Regions from separate parts of the Homo sapiens genome. Here region 2 is linked to region 1. Evidence: chromatin loops called from intact Hi-C (ENCODE). Cell type or tissue: Panc1. All regions are shown on one strand.

Region 1 (8,000 bases):
ACAATGGGCAAAATGATAGAATTATGAGGTCAAATTGAAAGCAAAACTATGAAAACCTTATGAATACTATTTTAAATGCAAAAACGATTATACATTACACATTTGATATTTTTCACTCAACTTTTTATTTTCAAGGTCTTTCATAGTTTTTAAACTTATTAGTGGAGTTTTCAGTGTGTTTCTTTATCCTAAGAAACTAACTTTATAACCCTTTTGCCATATAACTAAATATACCTTATGTATTTATTTTAGGAGGTTTTATTATTATGTAGGTATGCTAAGGTGAATAGATTAGAAGAAAATTGCAACTGAAAAGATAGTTTCTTAGTCATATACTATGGTCTGAATATTTGTGCCCCTCAATTAATAACTTGAAATTTTAACTCTCCGGGTGATGTTATTAGGAGTTGGTACCATTACCCGTGGCAAATATTCAAGTTACTGGTGGCAAATATGTACAGGTCCACAGCAACCTTAATTCTTGCCTCCTTAGAAGAACGAATTTGACTGAGGGGTATAAGGCAGAAAAAGAGACTGAGGCAAGTTTTAGAGCAGGAGTGGAAGTTTTATTTAAAAAGCTTTGGAATAGAAAATAAAGGAAGGGATACTTCAAGAGACCCAAGCAGGCACCGAGTGCCATGTTTAATCATGATCCTAGGACTTTATAGGCTGGCCCCTTTCCAGTGATTCTTCCCTTAGGGTGGGCGGCCCACATGCACAGTGCCCTCCTTACCCTTGGGAGGTGAGCACTCACAGTGTGTTTAGGAAGTTGTATGCAAGCCCATCTCAGGCTTTCTTCCCTTTTCCAGTGGTGTGCCCCCAGAAGGTGACACTCCACCATTTTGTCTTTTGATACATATGACTGGGAAGTTGCTTCCCCCAGGAGCCTGCACTCAATTAACAATTTGCAACAGGTGTGGACCATCAGGAACTGGCCTCTCCCTGGAACCACCAATTTATCACTTTTAGAGAGGCAATGTGATAATTGCCAAACAATCATCCAACATTCCTAGTGGATGGAGGAGAGCCTTCCCTGCCCTGCTCATGTCTGCCTAACTACCTGTAACAATACCTTTGGAAAGTGAGGTAGAAATGAAGGTGGAACTTAGTGCCCTTATAAAAGTGGTCTGAGAAATACCCCCTTACCCTTTCCACCATGTAAGGACACAGCTAGAAGGCAATATTTGTGAACTAGGAAGCAGGCTCTCATCACATGGAGTCAATCAGTGTCTTGATCTTGGACTTTCCAGACTCCCAAGACTGTAAGAAATAAATTTCTGTCGTTTGAGTTACTCAGTTTATGATATTTTGTTATAACAGCCCCAATGCACCAAGACAACATAGTTCCTAAGAGGAAGAAGATATGATAAAATGGGGGTTCACACTGAGAAACACGGGGGTCATCTAGTGAGTTCTGGAGAATAGTTGTCTAGTACTTGACCCAGGGGTTGGTAAGGACAGGATAGTCACCTAGAGTGTGAAAGCCTGACATGCGATGTTGTCCTGGACTCTAGATTCATTGATTTGTGTTTGAAAGCATGTTCCTGGGTGAGTTGTTTACTATCCCTAAGAACTGGCTAACTCTAGGAGGTACAGTCCCTCTAAAGTCAGCAAGGCTCCAATGTCAAAGCATTAGAACACAGAAAATAAAATACAGTGCTAACAATATAAGTGAATACAGTGTTCATAGCTGAATATAGTGCTAACAATATAAGTGGCTTATCAAACAATTTCCCTTACCTATGATACAAAAACAGGAATATCAGAATTTAAGAATCAGGCATAGTTTCTGTTAAATCTGTGATGAAAAAAGGTATTTTATATTGTCAATCTAAATTCAAGTTGTGGAAAAACAGAGTACAGACTACTGCCTAGGTCTTTTCATTTTATTTAAAAAGAAAAAAATTGTATTGAAGTATTTCTATTCAGTATTATTCACATGTGTTTTGAGTTTGGGTAATTGTAGACATGAAATGAGTGTCAGAAAGGGCCTTGCAGTCTTTGTACTTTTAAATGCTTGTGGATTTCACTGCAATTTAAGGTCATGTAAACAGAGAAAAAACTCACAACTTTGAAATTGCCATGCTATTCATCAAGGAAACGTTTTTGGGGACCAATTTTTCTATTGGAATAGAAGATAGAGTAGGTCATTTAGAAGCCCTGCACTGTAAAAGTCCAGGTCTCGTTCTCCTTCCCTCCCTCATCACAGCTATCTAAATATTTCTTGATCACTCAAAAGAGATAATCTAACCAATGTACAAAGTGGAAAAAAATAGTAAAGTGTTAAGATGAAGGAGGATATTTCATGCAAATGTATTTAAGACTGGCCTGTTAAACTCAATTGAACACTACTTTTCATATGATTTGAATAGAAAAATATATTCCATATATTATTCAGAGTACTATGAAACAAAACTGAGAAAACCTTGGTGTTTTAGAGGACTTTCGTGTATTTAGTCATTCACTCATTTATTAAACAAATACTCGATTGCCTACTGGGAGCCAGTTCTATTTGCTGGGAATTTAATGCTGAGGATGAGAAGCAGGAACCCTGTCATAAAACAGATTAAGGAAATAAACCACATCTAATCATATCTATATGCACAAGAGTTCCACAAAATCTGAGACTCAAAGAAGGGCCAGAATATTGAAGCTTATATAATTGCATCCTGAGCTAAAGAAAGGAATAGGAAATTGGGGCTTCTTGGGGCAACACAAGTTATGGGAAGGTTAGGCAAGGAAATGTATGGTGAATAAAGGTGGTTTTGTTATGCAGAGAAAAGTCTCCCAGGTAACAATGGATTCCATTCAAGCAGAATGGAATCAATAATCTCACAAGTGTAGACAGAGATAAATTAGTAAAGGAACAAGTAAGCAAAATACATTCAGGCTAGTGATAAGAGTTATGAAGGAAGTGAACAAGGTGATAAATGCTGGAAAGGAAGACATGGATTTAGATACAGTGGAAGGATAAAACTTCTCAGACGAGGTGACATTTGCACTGAAGCCTGAAGTGTAAGACTTTATGGCCTTATGAATCCTTACACTGGAAGCCAAATTAATCGAGAGTTTAGACTGAGCCTTGATTAGAAGAGAGAATTTTTAAGTGCAATGTGGTTCCATTGAATGACTTTAAGCCAATAGTAACACAATCTGTCCTTTTGACAAATTAAAAATAAATACTGTTTTGGTACGATGCTATTCAAAGTATCACTATGCCTATTTTTCTAAATAATTTTAATTAAGTTCAATATTATGCTTATATGAAACTATTGGACCAGGACTGATAGATATGATACAACTTTTATTTGAATATGTTTTTCTTGAATGTCTAAGCAAGTGAAGAATAGCTTCCCTCCACTCTTCTACGTTCCTTGGCTGGCCTATGAGTTAAATTGACATAAAACAGATTAAGGAAATAAACCACATTTAATCATATATATATGCACAAGAGTTCCGCAAAATCTGAGACTCAAAGAAGGGTCAGAATATTGAAGCTCATATAATTGCATCCTGAGCTAAAGAAAGGAATAGGAAATTGGGGCTTCTTGGGGCAACACAAGTTATGGGAAGGTGAGGCAAGGAAATGTATGGTGAATAAAGGTGGTCTTGTTATGCAGAAAAAAGTCTCCCACGTAACAAAAGTAGTCAATGAGCAGCCCTAAGAAGAGAGGACAGCCTTACTGGGTTAGTATTGGCCTCTAGGCTCCTCTCCAGCCATTTAAGTCAGTCTTTCGTGGTTGGAAGAATTCCTGAGAAGGGGATTTATGACATGTAAGATTCATTTGGAGGATCCATCTTTATGCAGATTAGAGGAGCTGAGAAAAAGCCTCTGCCTGAATCCACTGTTTTCCCAAGTGCCTTCAGTTCAAAGTGATCAGCACACTGAAGCATCACATTTTGGGGTGACATTTCCCGAATTGGACCTACATTTTAGGTAAGATGTACATTCTGATATGCAGCTTTTATTTCATTAACCAAATTATATATCTTATATAAATTAGGTGCTCTCAAATATAAGCGACAGATCCTGTGATTCAAACCAACTCTATGAATAAGGAAACATTGTAGTACATAGCAAGACGTAGGATAGACTCAATCAGCTGGTGAGTTCAAGTCTCCATCTCTGTTTCTTCGTGGAGCCCCTTGACTCTGGCCCACTGTGTTGCCTTAGCCTTTAGATCAACTTCTATTGTGGCCACAAGATGGCAGCCAGCAGCCATAGGGGCAAAAGGCCTTTGTTCATACCTAAAAGGAGAGAGATCTATCCTTTAAATATGGGAGAAAATGTCTTATTATCTGACTGTGTCCCCTATGGGTGAATAATAGTCATGTCATGTAATAATTCTCTAACATCTGAATTGCTGAAATAATTACAAGAAAAAGTAGTGGGATTTCCCTAGAGCTAGGCATGCTATGAGATTTCCTTGCACAGAGAATAGGTGAATTCTACCCACTTTTACTGTCGTCCTCATGTTCCAGCCAATGAAGCCCAGTGACCCAAAAGGAAGAAAAAATGGGAGATAAATTTTGTCTAGGCAACAATAATTCTTTAGTAGTTAGTTATAAGAAAAATTTTTATGCTATACCTAAATTTGAAGTTCAGGGATTGTATGACTAAGTATGTACAAGGCACTGCATGGGCTGACCAGAGTATAAAGATAAATTAAGTCTAGTAGAAAAGTATAGATTTTTTAAATGATAGGAAATGACATCTGAAAATGCTAGGAATACATCTATGGTTCATCTCCCATTGGGCCAGTTTGCTCAAATATGACTGAAGATATGAGAGCATTTGAACCTTAGAAAAACCACATAATTTTTCTTCTTCCACAAGTATTATTTTTTGCAGATAATAGAATGAATGTGGGAGGTTTTTTTCTTTTTCTTTAGTAATATCCATGGAATATTTTACTAAAAATATGGACTTTAAAGTCAAATAATGGAGACTCAAAAGTTGATTCTACCTACCACTTAACCACTTGGCCACTGGGGTCAAGTAACAGTCTCTCAGCCTCCTCTGAGATAGATATTTATAAAATATCCATTCATAATATTTATTACTCCATTTCCACACTGCTATGAAGAACTACCTGAGACTGGGTCATTTACAAAGAAAATAGGTTTAATTGACTCACAATTTCACATGGCTGGGGAGGAACCTTACAATCCTGGCCAAAGGCAAAGGAGAAGCAGGGCCCGTCTTACATGGTGGCAGGAGAGACAGAGAAAGCAAAATGGGAAGTGCCACACTTTTAAACCATCAGATCTCGTGAGAACTCACTCATTATTACGAAAACAGCAAGGGGGATATCTGCCACCATGATCCAATCACCTCCCACTAGGCTCCTTCTGACACATGGGTATTACAATTAGACATGAGATTTGGGTGGAGACACACAGCCAAACCATGTCACAGTAAATACAATATATTATTGCTTTTATGGATTATCTTATTATAATTGTGGATTTCTTTTACAGTTATGACATACTGTGGAACATTTCTCATAATATCTGGTTCTGAGATACTTGGATATTTGAGGATAACAGAACTCCTTCACAGATGCCTCATTAACAAGTGATTTTGAATACATGACTATTTCAAAATGTACCTTCTAATTTATATATTTTCTAATTGCAAATAGGTATATTATATTATGTGCTTGATTCACTGATGATTCTGCAAAGACCTGGAACACCTATGGATAAATTCAGTTTCTGGAAACAGATGGTTCCATTTGTTTGCTACTGTTTTAAAGGGTTGTCGTCACCATTTTTAAGTGTCTCTGGCTTTCCGGTGCTAATGCTATTCACCAGTTACAGTTGTTTTTAGACATTTTCAAGTTCTAATATTACATTTGATTTCTTTTTCAATGATGAGAGTTAATTCTGTTCTGTTAATTATACTTCAAGGCTCAGGCTTTTGTGATACACAAAATTCCTGATGTTAATAATGGATTGCCTCACATCTCCTAGCCATTACAATTTTTAGACAACTCATTTAAATAGGGTATGGTTTAAAAGCTTTTATTAATATTAAAATGCTAACACTTTTTGCAATAGCTTCCTGAGTCTTCCCAGAATCAGGATTCACTAAAAGCAACTCTGCTGGGCCAGCACAGCAGTATGCTCAGTTAATTATAAGCTTCAAGAAGGAGCCTCTGGTAGAGATGAATGGTTTATATAAAGGGCCTTAGATGTGGGGAAGCATGTGGGACTGAAGACAGTTTGTGGGTCTGAAGGAAAGGGTATGAGCATGGAGAAGCATGGAAGAGATAGGCTGTAGAGTGAGGTGGGAGCCAAGCCATGGATAATCTTGGGTTTCATGCTAAGATACTTTAAGTCTCCTGTGAAAGAAATGACAGGCCACTAAAGAATTCCACCACTGGAGGTAATATCATCAGATTCACAGTTTGAGGGATTTCTCTGGTTGTGTTTCTGAACTATAGATATTTATTGGAATCTAAATGCTACTTTTTCTTATATTTCATATATTTTCTTTTCTATTGTTTCATTTTTTCCCAGACCACATAAATATGTGTGTTTTCCTCATCGATTCTTTTTTTACAGATTATAATGATTTGTTATTTAATGGAAGCCTCTACTTTGAAATGTAGAAGGTCACATATTTTAGTCTTGAGATGATGAAGTTTGATTCAGTCACAAAGAACCAAATGTACTTTTTTACAGACAAAACTGGCTCTACATGATGTTGCTTTGACATTTGATTAACTGCCTTTTTTTTCCCTTTTGGCTGTTACTGATATTTGAAACATTTTACAGATTCGCTCTTTGTAATAACATCCTGTCCATCAGCTAATTTCATTGCTGAGATTTCTGCATGCAACTGCTACTGAAATCAATGTCAGCTCTGGGAGCCAATCCAAGAGCAGACTTGGCTCAAGTCTACAGTGGTCTACAGAGGTGACTTCATTTACTCTTTCAGTTTGATAGACATAAACTATTCTTAGATGTATTTACTGAAAATATCGATATGACTAAAATGTAATAAAAATAAAATTATGTTGTTTTTATGTCCATCACATAAAGGATGCTAAATAGATTAAATACTTTTTTACCCTGTTTACTCAAAATATAAATCTTTATCCGTATTTTTCATTGAAATCTATATAGTAAGATTGTTAAGAAAAAGAGCCAGAATGCCCTATTTGAGATTTCTTCCACTTGCTAAGGTCCCACTTCCTGTCAAAGTTCATATCAACCAAACCATTATTTTTTGAAGTTCATTGAATAATTCAACATTTTTTCATTTTATACTTTTTATCAATAATCACATAGAGAAACACATATTTACTTGCAAGACTGTGTCTTTATTAAGACTTTTTTTCCTTCATTTTATTTTTTTTCTTCGTCTTTGTGTCCCCAGCCTTGAATACACTTCAATAAGCCCTCAGTTAATGCTTGTTGAATTCACAGAGGGAGTTTGGGCCGCCAATAAAGAGAAAAGTTCATAGTGGTCCTTGCAGAAATAAGTATGTCCATATTTAAAAGAAAAAAAATTGCCATGTGTAGATATCATTTATTAATGAATAATGTATATAGTGGATACACAAGTAGGTAAGTTGATAGATTATAAATAGATACATGATATTTAGATAGATAGTAATGTATAAGGGACCCTTAAAAATGTGAACAAACTTTCTGTGTTTTTTAGTAGAGCAAATAACACTACAACTAAGATATCCATGTTTTCCATCTTTATCATTATTAGGAAATAAATTTTAGAAATAAAGATTCTTAATTGCAAGCAGTTTATAGCATTAAAATGTGAATCCCTAATTTGATTTTTTGCTGAGATATGTTAGAATGACTACAAAAACATGTCTTTGCAGCCTGCCACTTTAATAAAAACCAAACCACACCACTTGACCAACCAGAAAAAAAAAACCAAACTCAGACATTGAAAGACAAAAAAGAGTAAGTTTAAATCTCTCTAATCTTAAAAATGGCCAGTTTCCCAAAACTATGTCACATCCTTT
Region 2 (8,000 bases), 670 kb after region 1:
GGTTTCTCCATGTTGGTCAGGCTGGTCTCGAATTCCCGACCTCAGGTGATCCGCCCTTCTCGGCTTTCCAAAGTGCTGGGATTACAGGAGTGAGCCACCGCACCCGGCCGAACTAGCTTATCTTTTAGCTAATAAAGGGGTCCTACAAACTCTTCTTGCACTCATAACATGTTTTCCACCAATGTTACAAGGTGAGCATCTCTAATCCAAAAATCTGAAATTTGAAATGCTGCAAAACTCAAAACTTTTTGCGTGCCAACATGACACCAGAAGTGGAAAATTTCACATTTGGCACATTTGCTTTCTGATGGTTCAATATATACAAACTTTGTTTTTGGCACAACAGAGTTGTATTAAAAATATTGTATAAAATTACCTTCAGGCTATATGTATAAGGCACACATGAAGCATAAATGAATTTTGTGTTTAGACTTGGGTCCCATCTCCAAGGTTTCTCATTGTGTATATACGAATATTCCAAAATCTAAAAACACCTGAAATCTAAATGCTTCTGGTTCCAAGCATTTCAGATAAGGGAAACTCAACATGCATTAGGAATTATAAGGATGAAAGTCTAATGGTATAAATTAGTTTGACCCATGTATAATTTAATTGGCATAAAGAAAAATAATTTTATAAGGCTTGCAAATATAATGAAAATCTTAAGAAACAAAATTGAATCCATAGCTTGAAGGATGATAATATTAAACAAATGCTAGAATACAATGTCTTCTAAATGATTTAAAAATAGATAACTTATTTAAAAAGGGAATTACCACCTCACACTATCCCCAAGCAATATTTACTGAATAGTAATGGAAAATATTACACAGATAAATTACCTACTTAGGAACAAAAGTCAACTTTCAATTGTCGAGAATGATGGATTACAAAAATGTGGTTTTAAGACAATGTGCTCACAGTTTGTGAGTCACATTTTGCCAGTTATTAAACCAAATATAAATGAATATTTTACTTTCGGGCAAATAGTACTGAATATGTGGATTATCTAAATGTTCTTTCTGTCATAATAATTTTGTTTTAACAAACGTAGAAAAATGAAATTCCTATTACTAAATCTTCTGTATTGATGTTGCTCCTCTAAACAACACACATCTCACTTTGTTCCAAGTTATTCATAAAGTATTTGAACCCTAAAGAGTTCCAACATTCTCTTCTAACCAATAATAAAATAATGGATGCTAAGCACCTCATTCTATTTAAGAGATCACTTTTCAATGAATCTCACCTAAGCTGTTAAGAGTGGTTTTGTATCAGCCAAGAGAGAGCTTAGGTGTTCTTGAACAATATTGTCGTGAAACCAAGAATGTTAAGATTTGTTCAGTAATGAATAAAGAGAAAAAATCAAGTAACTTTGGCTAACTAAAGACACAAGCCTTCTATGCTATTGCATTAAAAAGCTTTTTGAGCTCTAAGTTTCAAGAGCGTAATTAGTTCAGTAATTAATTGTGCAAAATGGTAATTTAATTTTTTATATTTCACATATTTTTAAATTTATTTTCTGACATTTAATTTTCAAGCACCCATACTACACAAAGGTTTACAGTTCATAGAAGGAGTCACACGTGTCAATTTCTATGAAAAAATTCTGTATTAATAGGTCTCCTTTAATTTAGAATTAGTACTGGAGGCACAAGCTGATTACCTTAATGTTTTTTAATGAAGCCTATTTGCCAAACAATTTAGTAAGATAAATAAAATAACGTATTTAAAAATTATCATTAATTAGAGACATTCAATTGCCTGCAATTTTTATGGTGATTACTAACCATTTATAATGTTTTATTAAAAACATGACTGTGAAAATCTTCACTATGCAATGGTTTATAAGTCCTTTGTTCCATATGAAATAGTAAACTATAAATAATATTTCTTTTTGAAAGTTTCAAAATCATTTCTGATTGGTCTTTCTTAATAAAATTTGTTTCATATCATTCCCAGTTACATAATTTTCACTTTGTAGCCATAAACAGTTTAACTTGAAACGTAGACTTAACCCTGAGAGTAAACGATATATTTTTAAATCTATTAGGTTGGTGCAAAAGTAATTGCAGTTTTTATATTGAAAGTAATGACAAAAACCACAATTACTTTTGCACCAACATAATATAAAACCATAATATACCACACTAATTAAACACTAAAGTGTATATTATTTCCCACATAAAACATTTTTAAACTAATCTATAATATACAAGTAGAGCCCAAACTTGTAAATCATGTCACTCTGACACTCCTACATAGTAAATCCAACTGTTTTATTCTAAATTGTCTTTATTTTGAATTCTCACTTAAGATACAGTCCTAGCTTTCTTTTTCCCTTCTGTGCCCAAGTTCTTGAAAGAGTAGCACCCAATTACTGTACAAATTTTCACTTTTAATTTAAAATAAGAATATTTTATCTTATCATTGATGATGAAACTCTCAATCACTAATTAACTAATGAATTCCTAACCACTATTTTCAAGAAAGAATTTTATGGCTTTGTTTGAATGTTTTTCCACATTTAACGCTGCTCACCATACATTCTTTCAAATTTGCTTTATTTATTTTTACTTCACTATTGTTTAAATTACATATTACATAGCACATAGTAAATTCACAACAAATTTCTATTTAAATTTATGTTTTGCTTCTGAAATTTTTGACAAGTTACACATACAGCTCATTAATAGCAATATCTTAATGCAATAGTCAACTTCCTTGTTTCCAGTGTCTTTAAAAATTTAGCACGAAAAAAGTGAGCACCTAAAAACAGGGCCAGAGTGATCCTTGTATGGTCAAAACATAATGTAAGAAATCTAATTTATAAATATGTTACATTTATCAGAAAAATAGGTATACTTAAATCATATGTTCTTTTATAATAACAATATTAATTTCACTATGTATGGAAACTTTTAGGAAGAAAAAATTCACCAGGTTTTTGTTGTTGTTGTTGTTTTACTCTGTATCATCAGTTTTGAATAGGTATTCAAAAACCATTCACAATAATGAATATAATAAATAAAGATGCAGAATTCATCTTAGTGGTGTTATTAGTGCTTCCAGTAAAACTTTATCTGCTGTTTGCCCAAGATATTTAAGGAAGAATAAACTTATCAAATATGAATGTGTACTTTTTCTATCAGTTAATGTGAGCTAATAAATGCATTTAATATCTCTGATTAAAATGCATGAGTTCCCTGATGATTAAATCATTCTTGGTAATAGCTAGGTTCAAATTTTAATTATTTTAACTACTTGCTTAGAAGACTGACTTCCTATTTTCTTCTCGAATTCTACTCCAGATTTTATCCTATGGTGGGGAAGAGGCAAACTGTGAGATGTGTTCCGAAGGGACTTTGTTGCCATCTTGTGGTTCATTAAATTATGTTTCTGGTTTTTTGCTTTCCAACTTGATCACTAAGCTCCACAATTAAAGCTAACACCAAGATCTATCTTGAATTCTTAAATTCCATTCCAACCCTGAAAATTTGTAAATACATTTCCATTTGCATGCCATGCAAGGTGGTCGTCTTCTGTGTAAACATCCCATGTCCATTTTTGCTTTTATGCATTTACTAAGCCAGTTTTTGTCTCCTAGAATGTTCCACTCTCATTCCTTCATTCCACATTTTTGATATTTGTCCACTCATCAAGGCCAAACTATAAATAATACCTCCTCCATCAAAGCTTCCTGAACTCCCTTAGGTCACAATGGTTCATCGTTTGAAAATAGTTATTTTATTTAAAGTCAGCGAAAAAGAAAACCCACAGAATTTAGGTCCTCACTGAATTAGAAATATTATTTTAAACAATTTAATTATAAAAATGTTTAAAATATGTAAAAATAGGGACAATGATTCCATGAATCCTCATGTACCCATTACCCAGAAACACAATTATGTATTTATGGCCATTCATCAAATTTACAACCTTACTACAATAGGTGGGCTTGTCTGGGAGCTTGCTAGACAAGTAGAATCTCAGGTCCCGCGGCAAAAGTACTGAATTAGAATCTGCATTCTCAGAATCATCTGAGAATCATACATGTTAAACTTCTTAAACATCTTAAAGATGATTCTCATGTATGTTAAACTTTAAGAAGTGTTAGCCTATAGTATAACCCACTTCTCTACTACTAACATTGGATTTTTTAAATTCCAAATATATCATATCCTCTTTAAATAATCCAATAAGCATCTCTTAGAAAGTTTTTGGTGCATAGAAATAGTATTGATTTTTATGTTAATTTTTTATCCAGAAACTTTACTGCATTCATTTATCAGTTTGAACACTTTTTGTGGAATATTTAGGGTTTTCTATATATAAGACCATGTTATGAGGAAATAGTGACAATTTCACTTCTTTTCTTATTTGGAGGTCTTTTACTTATTTATCCTGTCTCATTAGTCTAACAAGGACCTCTGATACTATATTGAATAGAAGTGGTGAGAACAGGCACCCTTGTCTTGTTTCAAGGTCTTATATAAAAAGTGTCAGTTTTTCACCATTAACTATGTTAACTGTGGGCTCATCATACATGGCATTTATTGTATTGAGGTCCATTTCTTCTATATGTAATTTGGTGAGAGTTTTTTTGAAAAGATGTTTAATTTTGTCAGATGTTGTTTCTGCATCTAATGGGATGACTATATTTGTTTTTCTTTTATTTGGATAATATGGTGTATCACATTTATTGATCTGCATATGTTGAACCATCCATGCATCCTATGGATAAAGCACACTTGATAATGGTGAATGATCCTTTTAATTGTTGTTGAATTCTGTTTGCTAGTATTTTGTTGAGAATTTTTGTATCTACTTTCATCAAGGATATTGGTCTGTAGCTTTTTGTGTGTGTGTGTGATGTCCTTATGTGGCTCTGGTGTGATAATGCTGGTCGCAAAAATTAAGATTCTTTTTTAAAAAAACATATTCACAATATTGTCATTATACTATTAAAATACAAAATTATTATCAATAATTTTAGTATTTAATTCTTCCTATATGAATCACAAATGCTTTTACTTATAATTTATTTATTAAAGTTAGGATCTAAACAAAGCCACATATGACATTTTATTGAAGTGTGCTTTGAGTCTGTCAAGTAAAATTACCTTTACCACTATCTTCCTTTTTCTTACAATTTATTTACTGAATAAAGTTAGTAACTTCTTAAAGAGTTTTTAATATTTGTGATTAGGCTGATTGCAGGTCAAGGGCAGGGATATACACAATTAGTCTAAAGAATCTACAGAATTCTATATAGTTATGTATAAGATTCTGTTTTAATTATCTACAGCTACAGTCATATGATGTAACAAACCACTACAAAACTCCTTGGCCAATACCACTGGAATTGATTACATGTCTGTGGTCAGATAGGATAGAGGATAGCTAGGTGATTTGCTGATATTGGCTGAGTGCTCTCATATGTTTGAGGTTCAACTTGGAAAAGTAGGTTGCCTCAGTTTTGTTCCTCATGGTCTCTCATCCTCCAGAAAATCATCCTAAGCTGATTCTCATGGCACATATAGGAATCTAAGAACAGAAGCATGCAAGTCCTGTCTCTGCAGGCCTAAGCATAGAACTGGCACATTTTCATCTTACTACTGTTATTGGTTAACTCTAATTACAAGGCAACCCAGATTGAAGGGGTGGGAAAAACGGATTCACCTCAGTGTGAGGACTTGCAAAAATACATTGCAAAATTCATGAATAAAGGAAGGATTGAGAATAAGGATCTTTTTTTCATTTTTCAACTAACCACATATTTTTAAATAATATTTTACTGTAAATTTAAAAAATAATGTCCAATGCTATGTCATTTTATGGGCAGTTTTACAGTAAAAATTAGTTAATATTTAATTTACTTAAGTATTCTTTAAACATATAATAAAATATATTATTCCAACCTAAGATTTTTGAAATTTGTATGTGTTAATGGCAAAAGACATCATTTTTTAACATTTTAAATTTTATTTCATGTGATTTTGATCTTATTTATTTAAGAAGCATTTATCTTTCCCAGTGAAGATAATTGTTTTTATTGATTTTATATAATTATTGGTAATTTTCTTATACAATGATCAAATCTCTTATACTAAAAAAATTGCTGTGTGAGTATATATATATATATATATATGTATATACATTAACACACATACACACATGCTGTTTGGAGATCCTAGGTGACACACAAATATATAAATAGTAAATAAATAAATAAAAGAAAGAAAATACAAGAAAAAATGGGAGCTTGATCTCCTTATACTATGTTGGCCACCATCACTGTCATTGCCCCTTCTACTACTCCTTGAAAGTGTAAATGTCAGTGTCTTCAAACATAGGTGGACTTCTCACCACTGATTATCAGCTGAGACAAATATAAACCTACAACTTCTTTCAAGGCCTTAGGGAATAGTGCCCAGACTTAGGCCTATGTCTACACTGCAAAGTAGATTTCCATTCCAGAACATCTAGGCTAACTTATCTTTGAGGTACTAATGAAGAGAGGCATAGGTTTTTCATATGTTGCTTTTTAGGATTCATCAATAAGCCACTAATTGATAGTACCCTATGTACAGTAAGATTTCCTAAACTATTATTTATTTGGAATACTAATTATCAAATGATTCTATATTGAATAATATATTGTTATACAATTGTTTACTGTGTTAATTTAAATTTACCTAATACCTCTAAATGAGAATGTATTTTAAATTTTTATTTTAAAATATAGAGTTATTTTTCCTTGACTTTCTAAAAGAGATGTTTGAATTTGATTTCTCCATACACAACTTGTTGGTGTCTTAAATGCCTGACAATTTCGATTGCTTTTCTTTTCCTTCCTTCGCTTCCTTCCCTCCTTTCTTCCTTCCTTTTCTTGCTTTCTTCTTTCTTCTTCTTTCCTTTTTTTTTTTTTTTTGAGACAAGATCTGGCTCTATTGCCCAGCTTTTTGAGTAACTGGAACTACAGGTGTGTGCCAGCATGTCTAGTTAATTTTTGTATTTTTTTGTAGCGGTTTCCCCATGTTGCCCAGGCTGGTGTCCAATTCGCAGGCATGAGCCACCACACACAGCTACTTTTCTTTAAAAGAATTTATTTTCACAATCGGTGTTAATGGAGAGGCCATTGAATAGATTTTAATGGTAAAATTAGTTATTTTTAAATTTGAATACAATATATGAAACTAACCTGAAATTAAAGACCTGAATTCCATTTCTAGATGGTGTCCTAATGTCTTGATATTTAAGATAATGCTGCTTTCTGTAATAGGTAAAAATACAAATCTCAGTAGCTTAGCTCAATAGAGGTTTGTTTTCTTCTTTATGTGAATTAAAAATTGATATGTCTGGATTGGTAGCATAGCAGAACAGGTCTCTACTCCACAGAAAAATTCAGATTCTCAGGCTAACAGAGGCTATTTCATCTATACATGGATTCTAGAGGTCCCTATTATCAATGATTATCTTACAGAAAGAGGGTGAAACAAGTTAACAACTCATATGAGAGATTGTCATCAGCCAGGTCTGGGAATGCTGAGTTCCTTGGCCTAAGGAAACATAACTAAGAAGGTATGTTTGAAATAAAACAAAATGAATTTCATACAAAAACTAGCTTTTCACTATGATAATGTTATTGATAATTGTGCTATATGTTGAATTATATATTAGTTGCATCAAGAGACACATACAAATTGATGCCGTTGGGGAAAACAAACAGTTAATTTGAAGGACAAGTACCTGACTTTAACTCTGCCAAAATTTAACATTTCTCGATATTTATTTTCTCATCTGTAAAATAAAGTTCTTAGCCACATCAGTTGATCTCACCATTGCATGAATCTCAGATTTACTTGAGAATTAGATGCACTTTCTTAAAAATTAAAGTACATATATATGCACATTACACATATTTGCATACGGATTGTAGAAACCCTATGACACTAAGTCTAATATTTGTAACTATAATACACTTAAACTTAAATACA

What was found. A loop is a pair of places that touch in the nucleus more often than their neighbours do. Peaks named below come from ENCODE experiments on the same cell type or tissue, not always from the same donor. Only the 100,000 strongest peaks of a DNase experiment are listed, where the experiment ranks them.
Region 2: a loop joins it to region 1, with 6 times the contacts of the local background. A loop is called at or near these places in 7 of 110 quality-filtered maps.

Annotation. Positions count from the first base shown.
Region 1 is chr13:61,282,136-61,290,135 of GRCh38, forward strand. No RefSeq gene overlaps it. Among named protein-coding and RNA genes, the nearest start is that of MIR3169, 86 kb to the left of the region's middle. RefSeq lists an enhancer at 2,541-3,042. In Panc1, CTCF peaks have their summits at 4,180 (motif pointing right) and 4,380; no DNase peak of the experiment used is centred here.
Region 2 is chr13:61,950,938-61,958,937 of GRCh38, forward strand. No RefSeq gene overlaps it. Among named protein-coding and RNA genes, the nearest start is that of LINC00358, 75 kb to the right of the region's middle. In Panc1, CTCF peaks have their summits at 3,384 (motif pointing left) and 3,583; a DNase peak (open chromatin) is centred at 3,384; H3K27ac peaks cover 366 bases.